Regions from separate parts of the Homo sapiens genome. Here regions 1 and 2 are each linked to region 3. Evidence: read pairs that join two places in POLR2A ChIA-PET (ENCODE). Cell type or tissue: MCF 10A. All regions are shown on one strand. Links, peaks and the distances in the headings refer to the core of each region. The heading gives the core; the rest is flanking DNA.

Region 1 (5,000 bases), core at 1-5,000, 230 kb after region 3:
CAGTTACTGGGTCATTCTTGCATTACTGGAATAAACCCAACTTGGTTACAGTGTATTATTCTTTTGTTTCATTGCTGAGATCCATTTATATTTTATGTAGAATTTTTACATCTCAAATCCTGAGTGAAATTAATCTACAGTTCTTATGTATATTATTCAGGTATTCATATTAAAACTATGCTGGTTTCATAAAATACACTAGGGAGATTGTGATCTTTTACTAAGGTCTAGAATATATAATATTAATACTATCTGTTTCTTAACGTTCAGAGTGAATTAAGCTGTAAAACCATCTCATTCTGGTGTCATTTGCAATGCCTTTTGTGGCAATTGGCCTACCCAAAATTTCCATGTCTCTTTGAGTCAATTTTGATAATTCATATTTTCTAAGTAATCATTGGCTTCATCTAGATTTTCAAATTTTATTTGTCTTATCAAAATCCAATTTTTTATAGCTGTAAGCTTTAAAAAATATATGAAAAGAATTTTAAAAATCCAATTTTAAAATGTATTTTTCCTTTTACGGTTTTTTGTATATTTCATTAATATTAGCTTTTGTATTATTACTCCAGCTAATAAAGAATTCCTTTATTAGCTTTTATTTTCTTTTGTTTTCTAATTTCTTAAGATGGATATTTATTTCCTGTATGTTTTCTTTAATACTGGAGACATTTAAGGCCAGTCTTTTATTTCCTAAGTATAGCTTTTGTTCTGTCTTGTAATTTTTGGTATGAAGTAGTCTCATTTCCATTGTTTTTGAGATATTTGTGATTTTATTTATTTTTATTTTTTGAGACAGGGTGTCACTCTGTCACCCAGGCTGGAGTGCAGTGGCCCAAGCACAGCTTACTGCAGCCTCAACCTCCTGGGGTCAAGTGATCCTCCTGCCTCAGCCTCCCGAGTGGCTGGGAGTACAGGCGTGCCACCTGGCTATATATATATATATTTTACTTTTTATACAGACAGGGCTTTCTATATTGCACAGGCTGTGATTTCCCGTGTTTTTTTTGTTTGTTTGTTTTTTGTTTTTGAGATGGAGTTTCATTCTGTCACCCAGGCTGGAGTGAAGTGCTGTGATCTCAGCTCACTGCAACCTCCACCTCCCGGGTTCAAGCAACTCTCCTGCCTCCTGAGTAGCTGGGATTATAGGCATGTGCCACCACGCCAGGCTAATTTTTGTTTTCAGTAGAGATGGGGTTACTCCTCGTTGGTCAGGCTGGTCTCTAACTCCCGACCTTAGGTGATCCAACTGCCTCGGCCTCCCAAAGTGCTGGGATTATGGGCGTGAGCCACCGTGCAGGTTTCATCATGTTGGCCAGGCTGGTCTTGAACTCCTGACCTCAGGTGATCCGCCCACCTTACCCTCCCAAAGTGCTGAGATTACAGCTGTGAGCCACCGAGCCTGGCTGATTTCCCTTTTAATATCCTATTTGATAAAAGGTTATCTAGAGTTATGTTTCTTAATATCCAAGTTGTTTAGATTTTTAGGGGTCAAATTTTTATTATATTAAATTGTGTTCAGATAACGTGGCCCATAAAATCATTAAAGGTTTTTCTTTGTGGCCATGCTCATGACTGAGTTGTGTAACAGTTCCTTGGATACCTGAAAAAATATGTACTTTTTATTAGAGGGATGTTAGTCTCTCGATCTATCTGTTAATCAAATTTGTTGACTACATTATTCTATTCATCTTATATTTGTTTATTAGAGCTGTCCAATCCTGATGGAGGTTTTTTGAAATTTCCCACAATAATTGCATATACATATATACATATATATGTACATGTATACCAGTGTATATATACATGTGTGTATATATATATATATATATGCTACAATATGCTGTTGTCTGAAGAATATAGCACTCTCAGTCATTACATTCTGACTAATATTAATATTGCCATTTCTGCTTTCTTCTTTTTTATTTTCTTGATAATTTCAAAATTTCTTCATTAATTTCACTTTTTCGTATAAATTGCACATTTCTGGGTTTTGTTTTGTAACCCAATTTAATAGTCTTGCCTTTTATTGAGAGAATGCATCCATTTACACTTAATAAATGACTGATAACATTCCTTCCATATTGCTTTACGTTATTATTTATTTTGCTTTGTTTTTTCTCTCCCTTTTATTTTGATATCTTGATCAAATTGTTATTTATTTTCTTTTTTTCTTTGTTAATTTAGACATTATACTGTTTCTATTAAAGGTGACTTTTATTTTCTTTGAATTCATTTTCTGATTTAAATAAAAATATCAATTATTTACATTAGACACCAACATGTCTAATATATGGTTCAAATATTTCCCCCTAATATATTATCTGCCTTTTGATTGAGCTTTGAATAAGGCCTTGACAGAAGCGTACTTGAGCTTATACTTTTAAATAAATATCCCAAATGCAGTGTTTTATGTTATGTTCCTGGTTAGGTACAGAAGTATTACATCTGATAGGCAGTTGAGCTTGCAGTAAGTATGACAGCCTCTTTTCAAAACTGAAAAGCCTAATGGAAACATATAGAAGACATAGAAGGCTACCCATCTAGAGTGGGTCTAGGTTATAGATACCCAGAGGCAGAATCAAGATTTTCCTCAGAAAGTTTTTTTTTTAAATTGTTGTATTATATAAATGAATGGGTAATCAAGGGTGTAATGTTGTACGCTGGAAGCACAATTGCAAGAAAATTAACCCGGGAAAAACTTAAGCAGATGCTACCACGTGTTTAATTTAGCAATAAAGAAAACACCCTGCAATAAAGCACAAATAGAAGGTTCTATATAGAGAATAGTAAAGGAAGACCACTGAGCTAAACTTTTCCCCACACAATGGGTCAATGGAATCTCTCTTGCTTTTAATGAATAAGTCGTACCAACAAACAAACATTTTTATACTAAGTTATGTCTGTCAGGCACTCTTCTAAGTGGTTTACTTACATTAACAAGTTTGCCTATAATTACATAATGATCCTCTGGAGTCAGTACTGACATTTGGTCTCCCTCAGTTTGCTTTCTTTGGCCAAGGAAACTAAGACTCTGAGAGGTTAGTTTGCCCAATAGATTACGTACTTATACAGCTATAAGTGGTGGAGCTGCAAATTGATTCCAGAAAAGCTGGCATCAAAGACCATGTTTCTAAACGTTAGCCCTTATTGCCTAGTTATAGAGTTCATTTTCTTACCACCATGTAAAACACTCACATTTGTGTAGGCACATAGTAGGCTCTCAATTTGTATCTTATTGTTACTTATTTGTTGTTTGTTTGAAGAGACTACACTTACCCCCAAGTCTGAAGAATTAAATTTATAAGCAATATTCCAGCCCAATATTCCGTAATTTTTTCTTTCATTGATTACAGCATTGAAAAAACATAGGCTAAATAAAAGTTTTTTCCACCATTGTCCACAGTCAGGATTTTCAAATATCTCTTCTGTTACCTCTCCACTCCCAGTACATCCAAATGTCTGAAGTAAGTTACTTTTCAATCCCTGGGGAGATTCCACGGCAATCTTGAAAACAGATGTGAGTAAAATGGCATGTGAGGACAGATGCAGGCACTGGTCTTCAGGGCACTTGTCTTTCTACAACACTGGTAAAAGAACTGGGCAAGAATGTAACTATTTTCAAGATTCACTGGCAAATCCAAAATCTCATGTTATTCTTTTGCCATGTAAAAACGTCTCTAAAAGGATTGTCCCAGATTTTCTATTGTTCCGATTCATATTTTGAAATGGGAAGTATAATGTTGTGATTAAAAGCACTCTTATTTGCTCAGAGCATAGGGCTTGGGATTTTAGGAACTTTGACAATGAAGAGTTATGAGAGCCTAAACTTAGTGTCAATGGCAGTTATGAGGCTGTAACAGGACCCAGGCTGCATGGCCTCTGCGAGGTAGCAGATACAGAGGGTCCCACATCATGGGAAACAGCACAAACTGAATCAACAGCAGCTTCAGCACTAACTGAACCATCAGAAGGAGAACAATTAACTGGGTGTGTTACAAAATTTCTTTGATTGCATTGAAAGTCCATTTGGTTGACTTCTTAACTAGAATAATGGAAATGATGCGAGACTGAGGGTGAGGTGGGGAGGGAATCAACTGGAGGGCTTTTTTGAGAGTGTGGCTGTTAAGTCTGAAATTGTGAAGGGTCTGAAATATTACCCTCCTTGCACAGTTTATATATATAAACACACACACTTACATAAGTTGTGTGGGTATCTATATATGATATATAAATGTATGTATATATGTATATATGGCATAGAGCTGTGTGTGTGTGTGTGTGTGTGTGTGTGTGTGTGTGTATGAACATGAGACTTTTGGATCAGGGATCAGATTCCCATGTCCTGTGTGTGTATAGTGGGATTTGTACCATAAGAGGAGGACTCAAATTATGAAACTTGGAGCTTACAGAATGGCTGGCAAAGCAGCCTTTCCTCTTTTCAGAGATAGAGAAAGAGAGACAGACTTTTGCTTTGGAATGTAAACAAATCTTCTCGGGGAAAAGAGGAGGTCTCTAGGTTTTTACAACCCCTGGAGTGTAAGCAAATGGCTCTAAGTTTTATCACCCTGAGAAGGTAAGTGGCTCCAGGAGATGGAAGACAAGCTTCTCTGACTCTGTCACCCTTAGAATGTGAGCAAATGGCTCTGTGCACAGTAGAGGACATATTCTCTATTTTCCAAGGCATGTCTGCCTTTCAAACATCCTTTAATTCAGGTTGCCAGCAATTGTTGCTTAGCCCTAATTGTGGAGAAATGAGAAAATATTTATCGAGCACTGTTTCCCGACTGCTATGACTGATTCTTTAAAGAACTCATTCTCATATCTCTAAAAGTAGGTGTCTGTCCGCCTTCAGAACTATATCTGAAGGGGAAAGTGAGTGGAAGGAGGGCAGAGAGAGAGAGAAGAGAGAGTGTGTGTTAATTTTGATTTTTAGTGATAGCATACTATTTTATCACACAAATACATCATAATTTATTTGGCCTTTTCCTAGAAGTGGG
Region 2 (5,000 bases), core at 1-5,000, 95 kb after region 3:
CTGAAGTTTTTGTTTTTGTGATTGTAATCCATCTTTTCACCACTCCCCCCATTCCTCATTCTTATTATTAAATGGTGACTCTTCAGTAGGTTGATTGCTATACCATAATTAACATCATGGCTTTGTTTTCCCTCTGAATAGGACTCAGTTTGTTATTTTCATTAAAAATTCACTGGTTTGTGACCCACTTATTTTAGCTTTATCCTTCTTTCTGTAAGCCAAAATTAATTGTATGTACTCTCATTAGTACCGCATAGATGTTGTAAATCCGAACCATATTTTGGGCTCACAGAACCTTTAGAATATGATGAGAGCTATAGATCCTCTTTCCAGGGAGGAAAATTGTATTTTTATTCAGATTTGTTCATAATTTCAGAATATTCATGAATTTCTTGAAGGTTATCCATGGACTCCAAGTTAAAAATTCCTTATCTAATATATAATCCCTTATATAAAATATGAAAAACTAAGGCACAGGTTTTGTGTGTGTGTCATATATATAAAATCAAAAAGGGCAGGGCCTGTTTTCTCACTTGTTTCATTCCGTTTTTAAACTGACATTGTGTCAGGCACCTGAAGTGAAAGGTACAGGTCCTAAGCCCAAAAAAACTCATGGTACAGCTGGGAAGATGAGACACACAGGTGTGAAGTTAACCTTTTTACAACCACTTGTTGAATACTAAGTAGTGTGTCACAGAGGGAGGAAATGACACATACGAGTCACCTGAGTCAACTTTGTAGGGAAAAGTGACATCTTAGTATTCCTTGAAGAGTATTTAGTTTGGCTGAAAGTGAGGGGAAGGTGTGATATTTCAGGATGTAAGTATAGCATGAGCAAGGTATGGAGTTGGAGATGAGCAAGAAGAGATTAGGAAATAGGAAATAGACTAGAACGGGGAATTCTTTTTGAGGAATATTGTAGGGAAAAGGTTGAAAATATGAGTTAGAAACAAAAATGTTGAGAGCCTTTTATAAAATTATCAAGAGTTTAGACTTTATCCTGCAAGTACTGAGTTCAGTGGACATTTAATCCACTGAAACTGTTTGAGGCACATTAAAATGGCACTTGTGATTTTCCCATTGAAACTAGGGAGGATTAAGATAGGCAGACCAATTAGGAAGCTCTATACGCATGCCAGTAAAGATCCTCTGAAGGGAACCCAGCCTTGCCCCTCCTGAAACACACCCGAGCTCCTTAGAGAGAAGAGGCCCTTGCTTCTCAGCTTCCACAGGGCCAGCTGAACCAGATGAGCCCTTTTAAGACTAAAAGATAGTTCTGGTTTGGCTGATTGAGAAAGGACCTCAGCCAGCTGTTAAAAGGTAGCACTTGCTACATCTTAACCACTTTGGAATTACTCCCTCATCCTTCCACCCGCCGCCTCTTTAGTGACAGTGTCCGATGACCGTTCCCTTCCCTGTCCCGGTGTCCCTCAGTTTCATTCAGGACTTCCCTTTTTTCACCTGCTTGGGCTGGTGTCACTTGGATATGTTTCTGATTCGGCCTGTCCCAAACCCCATCCGATTATTTGATCTTCCTGGTCAAGTGTGGAACTTGACACCACTGTGGCGGTCATTGAGAGGCTGTGTTAGCTGTTAGAATACAAAAGAAGGAATATAAAAAAGAAGGAATTTAGTTGATGAGGAGTAAAGCAAGATCAATAATGACTTTAAGGTTTCACATCTAATGCCTTCATGCAACAAGAAATCCAGAACCAAAAGCAGGGCTTCATGGAAGAGTGTGAGTTTATTTTTGCGTTAAGTGTACTTTGAAGAGACGGTAAGCTACCTGAGAATGTGCAAAAGCCAGCTGAGGAGCTGCATTGGAACTCAGAGCAGTTTTAGTTAAAACTATACAATGAGATCACAATTCATGAATAGACTTCATTCTCCTGTGGCCCAAATTCTTTCCTCCATGAGAAGATTCCACTTCTGATTTTACCCAGTCATGTAGTGAGGCCAGTGACAGCATCAGTGAGTCAGCCCAGATTAGAAAAACAATTCAAGCACAATAGACAGCCAACTAGTGAGTCACTGACTACATAGTGTCTTTTGTAATAAGAGCTTAGAGCGAGCTTGTTTATATTTAACTGGAATAATCGGCTAAGGCCCAAGAATTAATTGTTTAAGAATCAAGGAAGTACAATAGAATTTCAGGATTCTGATATTTATTTTGAGTTGTTCCTATTTTTTTCCCCAAGAGGGACTATTTGGATTTAGATTAAATGTTGAAATACATGAACATATTATAAGTTATACTTACTGTTTTTATCATTGGCACTAAAAAATAATTTAAAACAGTGTCGGTAATACTATTCCATTTTAATTAATTGAACTATCCTAATTTTAAAATTATCCTACTTTATTCTTACTGTCCTTTCTTTGTTAGAGAAACTCCTTACTATCCTAAGGTTATAGAATCATAATATTTTAGACTTAACAATGTAAGTTTTCCTTGGAAACTTACTGTACTAGCTTATAATTTCTTCTCATTTTAAGGTCTGGCATTGTGCAAATTAGAGTCCTTACAGATTTCAATTAAAGTTTAGAATTTAAATTTTTATTTATATTACTACTATGTAAACAGGTATAATGAGATTTAGTATTTTGTTATTTGTTTTATAATAACTCTGGAAGCATTTATTTATTTAATAGCTTTTGTTTTTTATTTTTAAAGAACCAACAAGAAAACCTTGGGAAAGAACAAATACAATGAATGGCAGCAAGTCACCTGTTATCTCCAGGTATCAATTTTTTTCTCTAAGTTTTATATTTTATTTGTATAAAAAAAAATTAATGCATTCTTAGTGTAGAAAAAAATTGAATGGTAAGAAATTATACAGAGGAGCCCATAAAACTCTCGTGATCCTCCTAGTATTGGACAACCACCAAGCCTCATTATATATTACTCATCTACATTACTAGTGATTGATAAATTCTACCCTACATTTATTAACCAGATGATCTGAGATTTTAAGATAGCTTTCTTTTTCCCAATTTGTATTTTGAAAAATTCAAAACTACAGAAAAATTAAAAGGATAGTACAGTGAATATGCGTATACCCATTTCCTAGGTTTAACAGTTGTCAACATTTTGCCCCACTTGTCTTAAATATCTACCTATCCACACTTTTTTCCCCTCTGATTAGTTTGAAAGCAATTCACAAATAAGAACTGTTTCACCCTAAATACTTCAGTGTTTTTTGGAAGAACCAGGACATCTGCTATGTAACCACAATACCATTATTACTCTCAAGAAATTTAACATTAAGCAATAATATTATCTACTATAGTATATAGTCACATTTCCCCATTAGTTCCAATGACATAGATTTTATGTATATATATTTATGTATATATATAATTTTTGGAGCCTTTTTTAAACCTGAATATCAGCTGGAGAGAAAAGAGAGCAAAATAAAACATACATCTTTGAATTTGTAAAGTAGAAACATGTATTTCCCTATCTCATTTGAAACTTGTAAGTGTAATCAAGTTAGAAAAGATAGTATCCAGAAACAAGGCTAGTTAATACTTGTTTCTACAAGTACATGTGGGCATATTTAGGCAAATTTGTTCTTCCTTTAGCTAGGCATACTTTATTTTCATGACTAAATTTATATCACAGCTCCTGAACATAGATGAAACCTTTTCTTGGTTTATGAGACAGTTTAAAGGACTTGTATTTTTCCCAGAAAAAAAAAAAGTATGTATTTAGAAACTAAAAGGTATTTTGTCTTTTCTTTCTGAGCTATTTGCCTTATTTTTGTCTCGTAAAAAGCAACTTGACTCTAATTATAGAAACCTAATAAAGATAAGTACAGGGATAGACTTTATATTATCACAGACCTGTTCTGTGTTAGTCTAAGTCTGAATTTGGATTTGGCTTCCTATGTGGTTCTTTCTGCTAGTAGGAAAGAAGATTTGGTAGTGACACAATTGTTTAAGCTCCACAAAGAAACTAGGCCTTTTGGAATGTATAAAAGCTTTTAGTTTCTAAGTGATTGAAAGATGATCATATTTTACTTTAGAAGAAAGGGGGAATTGCTTTTGGTGGACATGTGTTTTCAGTAGAGTAGAAAAATTGCACATTTATGTTTCTCAGACTCCTAACTGAGATGGCCTTCTAACACATCTCTACTAGTTACGGATTTTCTTCAGTAGCACATTATGAAGTGCTGATTTATTAAGCCCATAACAAGGAGCTGGCTAGGCGTGGTGGCTCATGCCTGTAATCCCAGCACTTTGGGAGGCTAAGGTGGGTAGATCACTTGAGGTCACGAATTTGAGACCAGCTTGGCTAACATGATGAAACCCCATCTCTACTAAAAATACAAAAATTAGCTGGGCATGGTGGCGCACACCTGCGATGCCAGCTACTTGGGAGGCTGAGACACAAGAATCACTTGAACCTGGGAGACGGAGGTTGCAGTGAGCTGATATCGCGCTATTGCACTCCAGTCTGCAGACCTGTCATGTGTCATTTGTCCTTTCTCTTCATCATGCTTCATTGATCTGCATTTCACAGTGAACTAAAAGCTAAGCCTACGTTGATGGCAGAAGTCATGTCTTAGAAGGGACATGGACGAGGTTCTCCAAATGGAATACATTCTTTGATGTATTTGGTCCATTTAGTAAAGGAAAAGTTGTTCTTTGAAAGATTTTTTTATTTTTCCTAATTCCAGGGTAGGGAAAAAAAGATTTTTTTTTCAGACTTGGAAATTTAATAAGTGCTCTAAAGGTCACCATTTTGAAAATAATTTTATATAGATGAGTTGAATCTTGATTCTTAATATCCAGTAGTGCACCATAATCATGTTCCAATTCTGTTAGGTGGTTTTCCTTCCCTTTCCCAAAATAGAAATTCTGGAACTCCTGATTATTTCCTGACCACTCATATATCTTTTGATAGATTTGATCCAACTACTGATATATAGGTTTTAAAATTTCACCAAAAGCTGTTTTAAACCATAAAGGATTTTTAAAATATGTTTAAAAGAGTA
Region 3 (8,413 bases), core at 2,032-7,031:
TTGGGGAAAAGGAGGGTGGTGGGTGGGTGGTAAGTTATCATTCAGTATTTAGGCTTGCATTTAATCCCCATCATACCTCCCTCAGAATGCCTTTGTTTACAGTCTCTCCTGTGTAAACTTCCCAGAGTAATGGGCTGAGTGTCTGATGGCATTGTTTGGGTTATGATATCTGGGATTTCGATGAATGGCTCCGTATCTAGAATTTCAACCAGGTGTTTTTTTTTTTTTTTTTTGCCCCCCACCCTGCTCTGGATTCCTGAACTTTTCTAGGCTTTATTCTTGGTACATTCCCTCAGTAATTCTGCTAGACAGTTTCTGTTTTCTTCAGCCTACTAAGTCAGTTACCTCTAATCCATCTGCTTTTCGGCTTTCAAAATTGTGCTTATATCTAGAGCAAGCTTGTCCAACCCATGGCCTGTGGGCCACATGTGGCCCAGGATGGCTTTGAATGTGGCTCAACACAAATTCGTAAACTTTCTTAAAACATGAGATTTTTGTTTTGCGATTTGTTTTTTTTAAGCTCATCAGCTGTCGTTGTTGTTAGTGTATTTTACGTGTGGCCCAAGTCACTTCTTCCAGTGTGGCCCAGGGAAGCCAAAAGATTGCACACTCCTGATCTAGAGTCTGCTGTAGTGTCCTCTTCTGTTTGTTTGTAGTCTCTGCATTTATAAATTATTTATTATTTAGTGTTGGACTTGTAAGAAACACTCTGCTCCACTCTGCCGAGGAAAAGGTGAGCTATTGTGGTGAGGCCTTCACAGGTCTGTGTGCCTGGCACTCTCAGCTGCATTATTCAGGACCTTGGGCTGTACGTAGTTATTTTATTGGATTTGTGTGAGAAGGGCTAGTTTTGTGATTGGTTAAGTTTATTGAAAATAATTTTTTTTTTTTTTTTTTTTTTTTTTTGAGACAGAGTCTTGCACTGTCGTCCAGGATGGAGTGTAGTGGTGTTATGTTGGCTCACTGCAATCCCTGCCTCCTGGGTTCAAGGGATTCTCCTACCTCAGCCTCTCAAGTAGCTGGGACTACAGGTGCACTCCACCACGTCCAGCTAGTTTCTGCATTTTTAGTAGAGATGAGGTTTTGCCATGTTGACTAAGGCTGGTCTCCTGGCCTCAACTGATCTGCCTGCCTTGGCCTCCCAAAGTGTTAGAATTATAGGCGTGAACCGCTGCATCTGGCCAAAAGTTGACTTATTTTGAATGGACTACATTATAGCTTAACTAGATTGTACGAGTGCTTATCAACTAATATGTTAAAATATGGTAATTCCTTTTTTTTTTTTTTTGAGATGGAGTCTTGCTCTGTGTTGCCCAGGCTGGAGTGCAGTGGTGCGTTCTCAGCTCACTGCAACCTCTGCCTCCTGGGTTCAAGCAATTCTGCCTCAGCCTCCCGAGTAGCTGGGATTACAGGTGCCTGCCACCACGCATGGCTAATTTTTATATTTTTAGTAGAAATGGGGTTTTGCTGTGTTGGCCAGGCTGGTCTCGAACTCCTGAACTCAGATGATCCACCTGCCTCGGCCTTCCAAAGTGCTGGGATTACAGGCATGAGCCACTGCACCTGGCCAAAATATGGTAATTCTAATAGGTCACATTCAGGTGTATTTTTTTTAATGGTCTAATATAACATTAAAAGTATTTGTGAAAAATTCCATTTTGGTATTTTAAGCATAATCTATCCAAAAGGAACATTAAAAAATAATAATAAAAGGGGAATGTGAGGTTTAGGTTTTTAAGATGTTCAGTATTTTTAGGTAAGAGTGTTGTAGTAGTTTGCTAGGGCTGCCATGACAAAATACCACAGACCCAGTGGCTTAAACAGTACTTTCCTCACAATTCTGAAGGCTAGAAGGTCAAGGTGTTGGCAGGGTTGGTTCCTTCTGAAGCCTCTTTCTTGGCTTGCAGATGGCTCTCCTTCTCTGTCCACAGTGATCTTCCCTCTGTGTGTGTCTGTCCTAATCTTCTTATAAGGGCACCATTCATATTGGATTAGGGCCCACCTGTATACTCAGTTTACCTCAGTTACCTCTTTAAGGCCCTGTCTTCAAATACAGTCACATTCTGAGGTAATGGGGGTAAGGATTTTCACATGTGAATTTGGTGGGTGTTGGAGGGGCACAGCTCAGCACATAACAAATATTTTTATTATCTCATGCATTTAAAGGAGTATCATTTCTGATACACTTCAGAAAGGAATGTATTAGTGTGATGAAGTGGAAATAACTCGGACATTGTAGTCAGATAGGTAGGCCTGGTTTGAACTCTAGCCTTGCCTCTTAATAGTTCCCTAAATTTTTGTAACTTCTCTGAGACTTGCTTCCAAATCTATGAACTGGGAGTAACTGTACATCACAGAATGATGGTAAGAAATTAAGGACGATGTATGTTAAAAGTGCCTGACATCGAGTTGACTTCTAAATATTATGTTCTTACTGGTCTTTTCTCTCCCCCACTCCCCAAAGTAGTGTTTTGTATCCTTCCCCCTTATTTAATATCAGAAGGTGTCAATTTCGAGTGTAGATATGTATCATTTTAAAATTGCTTAGTCTTTCTATTCACAAGTGGTTGAATATCAGCAGTTTCTTAAGATTCAATCTACAATTGTATTTACCCAGTCGCTTGTCAGAATTTCCAATCATCATGTAGTTCAGTTTAACATTTTACATGCTTTAAGTGAAACCTACAGAAGTGTAATCTGCTGAGTCAGTGGATATTCACGTTTCAAAGGTTCTTGATGCATAAGGACAAGAGCCTTTGCTTTTTTATCAGCAAGGTATGAGGATGCCCTTTTCCCACTCTAACATTACTGTTTTCTCCTAAGTATCAAAGTCTAAAAGGATATCTTGTTTTATTTAACTTGCATTTCTTTACTAGCTAGCTTTAATGTTTTTCATATCTTTATCAGCCCTCTCTAAATCTTTTATCAATTGTCCTTTTTTTGTTTGTTTTTGTTTGAGACAGGGTCTTGCTGTGTTGCCCAGGCTGGAGTGCAATGGCGCAATCTCGGCTTACTGCAACCCCTGCCTCATGGGCTTAAGCGATTCTCCTGCCTCAGCCTCCCAAGTAGCTGGGACTACAGGCACCCACCACCATGCCTGGCTAATTTTTTTTTTTTTTTTTTTTTTGGTAGAGACGGGGTTTTACCATGTTGGCCAGGCTGGTCTCGAACTCCTGACCTCAAGTGATCTGCCCGCCTCGGCCTCCTAAAGTGCTGAGATTACAGGCGTGAGCCACTGCGCCTGGCCACATTTGTACAATTTTAAAATATTGTTTTTTTCTAGTGGATAAGGCACACAATAGTAGTCTCCCTTTGTTTAATAGCTGTCTGGGGCATATTTTCCCACCTATTTATTTACCCCCATTTATATTAAGCCCTCATTTTCCTCCTTTAGCTCTGCCTGCCTGTTCTCCCTCAGCAAGTCATTGACATTTTCCAAAGTTAAGAGAAACAGTAATAACTTCACTGAATAAAAATAGTGAGAGAGCCTGGACTTTGATTATGTCCAGAATACCTCCTAAGAGTGTTATTTTCAAAGTCAAAGTGATAAGGAATTTTGGTTTTTATGTCTGCCACTGAAAGTAGCTTGTTTAAATTTGAGTTTAATTAGTAGAATGACAGTGTTATTACTCATAGTGTGTAGTGTTATTAAAGATTCTTTGGCATACATGCAAGTTTTTGCTTATTAGAAGTTTCTAGTTGAAATTATAGCACTCACAAAAAGTTTTGAATAAATAAGATTTAGAATGAGTGACCCCTGAAAACCTGGTATGCAAAAGGCTACTGGGTAATAATTTCATTAATTTTATACCACATGTGTGATTTCACCATACTTTTTTTGTTCCTTGTGGTTGATTCTAAGTGATCAGCAATTTTTATTTTGACCATTTAAACCCATAGCCATTAGCTACTTAAATTTGTGAAATTCTTTGTAGTGATTTCAGTTTTACAAGTTTGTATCTTGGCTGATGGTCTAATTTTGAAAACTTTACATTTGGTAGATACCAATGTTTTTCTTAATGTACTTTTTCACAGTCCTTCTGATTGATTTCAAAGTGTTGTCTTTGAAAATAAACATGACTCATAGCACTTGGGTAGCCAGAGCATGCCTGTAATGAATGCCTCTGTACATTTTGAGGCTGTGGTAGAATAAACATAGCAGTTCCTTTCCTTTTTGAAATGGAAGTTTGATACTAGTACTGAATTTAAAGATGAACAGAGCTTAGTTTTGGAGAAAGAGAAAAGCACGGTTATATTTGCAGGTACACTTTTTTCTAACTTTCATTGACTATTTTTGAGTGTTAATGTGTAATTATTAAATTAATAAAAGTAATTTTATAGAAGCTGCAAATTACCATATTTCAATTTATTTCAGGGGTTATTCTTTTAATAATTTAGGAGCTTTAAAGTATGTATCTCAAGCGCTATATAATAAAGAGCCATCGGTGTAGTTAAACTTTTGAGCTTTTAAGAAGTTATACATATAATTCTAAATATTTGCTTAATTATTTATTTTTACTTAGGGAGAATGACTGCTTAAAGGTTGAGTCTTCACATTTTGGATAGCCAAGAACCATTAACAAATTTCTATTGTTTTTGCCATTGATTTGTGGGTACCTTTTAATCCTTTATTATCATTTAGTTCTTTGTGTCCCAGAGTAAGTTCTCATTTAGTTCTATTTGGGTATTTGTTTTTGTGCTCATATCTCTTACTGTTGGCTATACTTCATAGTATGTTTTAATATCTGGTCAAGCAAGTTTATTTTTTTTTTTGAGGTTGATTTAGCTGTTGGTTAGCCTTTATTTTAGCATGAACATTGTAGGCTGTTTATTGAATTCTTTAAAGAATCAAACTGGCAATTTGAGATTGCATTACATTTATAGATTAATTTTGGTGGAGAAATGTTATTCTATTTGTGGATTGTTTTGGTTCTTCTAGATAGATGATGATGTCATCAGCAGCAGTGACAGTTTTCTCTCTTTCTTTTCAAATGTTACACTCTTATTTTTTACAGTGTTGGCCAGTCTGGCACTGTGCTAGACAGCATGGTCATATTTGTTGACATAGGGAAAGGCTTTTGAAGTCTCTATTTTATATTTGTTATACGTTTTTGATATATATATATAACCTTTGCTAAATTAAGGAAACTCCCTTCTATTCCAGGTTTGCATAGATTAAAAAAATTATTAAGTAGGTTCTTCTTTTGTCCAGTTGTTTTCCTGCTTCTATCAAGATAACCACCTGAGTTTTTTCTTTTAGCCTTTAATAATTAACAACAAAAAAACACTGTTGGATTTGATTAGTCAGTATTTTATTTAGGCTGTAACTTTATAGCATTGTTATCTGGTTTTAGATTCAATACTAGCCTGATAAAAATGACCGTAGCTTTTGTTCTTTTTAACTTTCTGAAACAACTTGTATAAGATAAGAATAGAATGTTTCTTAAAAGCTTAGTAGAATCCACCTATTAAAAAAAGGTCTCATCACGGAGTTCGTTTTGTTTTACTTTGTTGGGAGAAGAGCATTGCCATTTCAGTTGCTTTAATCTTTTGATCTGTTTTTCAACCTGTTTTCTTTCAATCTATTCAAATCCTCTTTATTTCTTCTGATAATTTTGTCATTTCTCTTCTTTTGGATCTTCTTTGTCTTTTTCTTGATGAATCTTACTAGAATTTTATCTAGGCTATTAATATTTACCAAGAAACAGCTTTTGGTTTTGTTATCTTCTTAATTGTTCATTTGGACTAGATTTTCATTGATTTCTGTCCTTTATTATTTCTTTCCTTTTTATTTATTTGGCTTTTCTTTGTTAGGCTTTTCTTTTTTTTCACCTTCTTATTTCTGGTAAATGTTTAAAGCCATATATTTTCCTCAAGTTCTTCCTTGGCTCTAACATATATTTTCTAAATGTTTCCTGATTTTTATTGATTTCCTTTTTAACGTAAGGGTTATTAAGTTATATTTTTTTTAGTTTCCAAATTTGAATATTTATAAAAATTATTGATTCCTGAGTTCATTGTATTATATCAGAACATAATCTGTATGCCCTTGTGCCTACCACATGGTTTAGTAATATAAATGTTTAGGGTATGTGAGAAAAAAAATGTATCCCCGTCCATTGGGATGTATTTCTTTGACCTAAGGAAGTGTAGGTCATTGCTTTTAGGACTTTCTTTTTTAATATAAGTATTTTGTAATTGGAACCTTCTCTTTTTTTTTTTTTTGGCGGGGAGATGGAGTCTCACTCTGTCACCCAGGCTGGCGTGCAGTGGCGCCATCTTGGCTCACTGCAAGCCCCGCCTCCCAGGTTCACGCCATTCTCTTGCCTCAGCCTCCCAAGTAGCTGGGACTACATGCGTCCGCCACCACACCCGGCTAATTTTTTGTATTTTTAGTAGACACGGGGTTTCACTGTTAGCCAGGATGGTCTCAATCTCCTGACATCGTGATCCGCCCACCTCGGCCTCCCAAACTGCTGGGATTACAGGCGTGAGCCACCGTGCCTGGCCGTAATTGGAACCTTCTGTTTGTACTGTTGAGAACTTGAATTTTTTTGCTTATATTTTGTCTGCTTGATCTATCAGTAGTCTGAACAGAGTTGATTAAGAGTAATTGTTGATTTTTCTCTGACAGTTCTGTTAATTGTTGAATATATTTTAAGACCTGTTTGAAGTGGGTAGATATATTTTGCTGTCATTTTCATCACTATATAGCCTCTTCTTCATGTATTTTTAAATCCCTTTTAATTTGCTTTTTTTGGGGAAAAATTTCAGACCTTTAAGAATGTTGTAAGAATGTTACAAAGAAAATTATTTTGCTCATCATATAGCTTTACCAATTAATATTCTTTCTTTTTCTTTTTTTTAGTCTTTTTTATTTCCTGGTAAATGTTTAAAGCTATATATTTTCCTCTTAAATCTCCCAGGCTGCAGTGCAGTGTTGTGATCACAGCTTACTGCAGTTTTGAGCCCAAATGATCCTCCCACCTCATTTCCCCCAGTAGCTGGGACTCCGGGCGCACACCACATGCCTGGCTAATTTTTTAATTTTTTTGTAGAAATAGAGTCTCACCTTGTTGCCCAGGCTGGTCTTGAACCCTTGGGCTCAAGCAATCCTCCCACCTCAGCTTCTCAAAGTGCTCAGATCACAGGCATGAGCTACTATTCTCAGCCTTCTCTAACTTAAGAAGGAAGCTCACTTAGGTCGTTGCTTTTAGGCCTTTGTATTAGGTTGGTGGAAAAGTAATTGCGTTTTTTGCCATTAAATGTGGCAAAACCACAATTACTTCTGCACCAACCTAACATAAGGATTTAAAACTATAAATTTCCCATTAAACATTACTTTAGCTGCATCTATTTTTTTTCTTATTTATTATTATTTTTTAGACAGAGTCTGACTGTTGCCCAGGCTGGAGTGCAATGGCACCAACATGGCTCACTGCAACCTTGACCTCCTGGGCTCAAGTGATCCTCCCGGCCTCCGTCTCCCGAATAGCGGTCTTACTCATTTTCTACGTGTGTGTTGAGTGCACCATTTGAGAGTAAGTCACAGTGTTAGTCCATTTTGTGTTGCTCTAAAGAAATAGCTGAGACTAGGTAATTTATAAAGAGAAGAGGTTTAATTGGCTCATGGTTCTGCAGGCTTTATAGGAAGTGTGGTGCCAGTATCTGGTTGGTTTCTTGTGAGGCCTCAGGGAGCTTTTACTCATGGCAGAAAGTGAAGTGGGAGTAGGCATGTCACATGGGGAGAGAGAAGAGGAGGACCCAGGCTCCGTTAAATAACCAGCATTCCTAGCTCTCAAGTGAGCTGACAGACCAAGAACTTACTTTATTACTACAGGGAGGGCGCCAAGCCATTCCTAGGGATCCTCCTCCCCCATGATCCAGACACCTTCCTTCAGGCCCCACCTCCAATAAAGGGGGTCACTTTTTTTTTTTTTTTTTTTTTTTTTAAGACGGAGTCTCGGCCCTGTCGCCCAGGCTGGAGTGCAGTGGTGCAATCTTGGCTCACGGCAACCTCTGCCTCCGGGGTTCAAGTGATTCTCCTGCCTCAGTCTTCCGAGTAGCTGGGATTACAGGCGCCTGGCTAATTTTTTTGAATTTTTAGTAGAGACGGGGTTTCACCATGTTGGTCAGGCTGGTCTTGAACTCCTGACCTCAGGTGATCTCCCCACCGCAGCCTCCCAAAGTGCAAGGATTACAGGTGTGAGCCACCGCACCCAGCCAGCAATCACATTTTAACTTGAGATTTGGAGGGGACAAACATCCAAACCATTTAAGTCACAGCACTTTACTCCGCAGTGTGAATAACACAGGCATTCTCCTACATAATCACAGTACAGTTATCATACTCTGGAAATTGAATATCATCTAATATACTTTCCATACCCAGATTTTCTTAGATTTCCCAATG

Evidence for each region. Peaks named below come from ENCODE experiments on the same cell type or tissue, not always from the same donor. Only the 100,000 strongest peaks of a DNase experiment are listed, where the experiment ranks them.
Region 1: POLR2A ChIA-PET joins it to region 3 with 5 read pairs; 2 of 35 experiments call an interaction of 5 or more read pairs at or near these places.
Region 2: POLR2A ChIA-PET joins it to region 3 with 6 read pairs; 3 of 35 experiments call an interaction of 5 or more read pairs at or near these places.

Annotation. Positions count from the first base shown.
Region 1 is chr1:225,366,312-225,371,311 of GRCh38, reverse strand. It overlaps DNAH14 (dynein axonemal heavy chain 14), which reads right to left. Exons shown (of 86, transcript NM_001367479.1): 77 at 3,280-3,507. Among named protein-coding and RNA genes, the nearest start is that of LBR, 59 kb to the left of the region's middle. In MCF 10A, for the core only: no CTCF peak of the experiment used is centred there; no DNase peak of the experiment used is centred there.
Region 2 is chr1:225,505,692-225,510,691 of GRCh38, reverse strand. It overlaps ENAH (ENAH actin regulator), which reads left to right. Exons shown (of 14, transcript NM_018212.6): 11 at 2,675-2,741. Among named protein-coding and RNA genes, the nearest start is that of LINC02765, 40 kb to the right of the region's middle. RefSeq lists an enhancer at 1,105-2,304. In MCF 10A, for the core only: no CTCF peak of the experiment used is centred there; DNase peaks (open chromatin) are centred at 741 and 1,981.
Region 3 is chr1:225,599,336-225,607,748 of GRCh38, reverse strand. All of the region lies in intron 1 of ENAH (ENAH actin regulator), which reads left to right. Among named protein-coding and RNA genes, the nearest start is that of ENAH, 50 kb to the left of the region's middle. In MCF 10A, for the core only: no CTCF peak of the experiment used is centred there; a DNase peak (open chromatin) is centred at 4,098.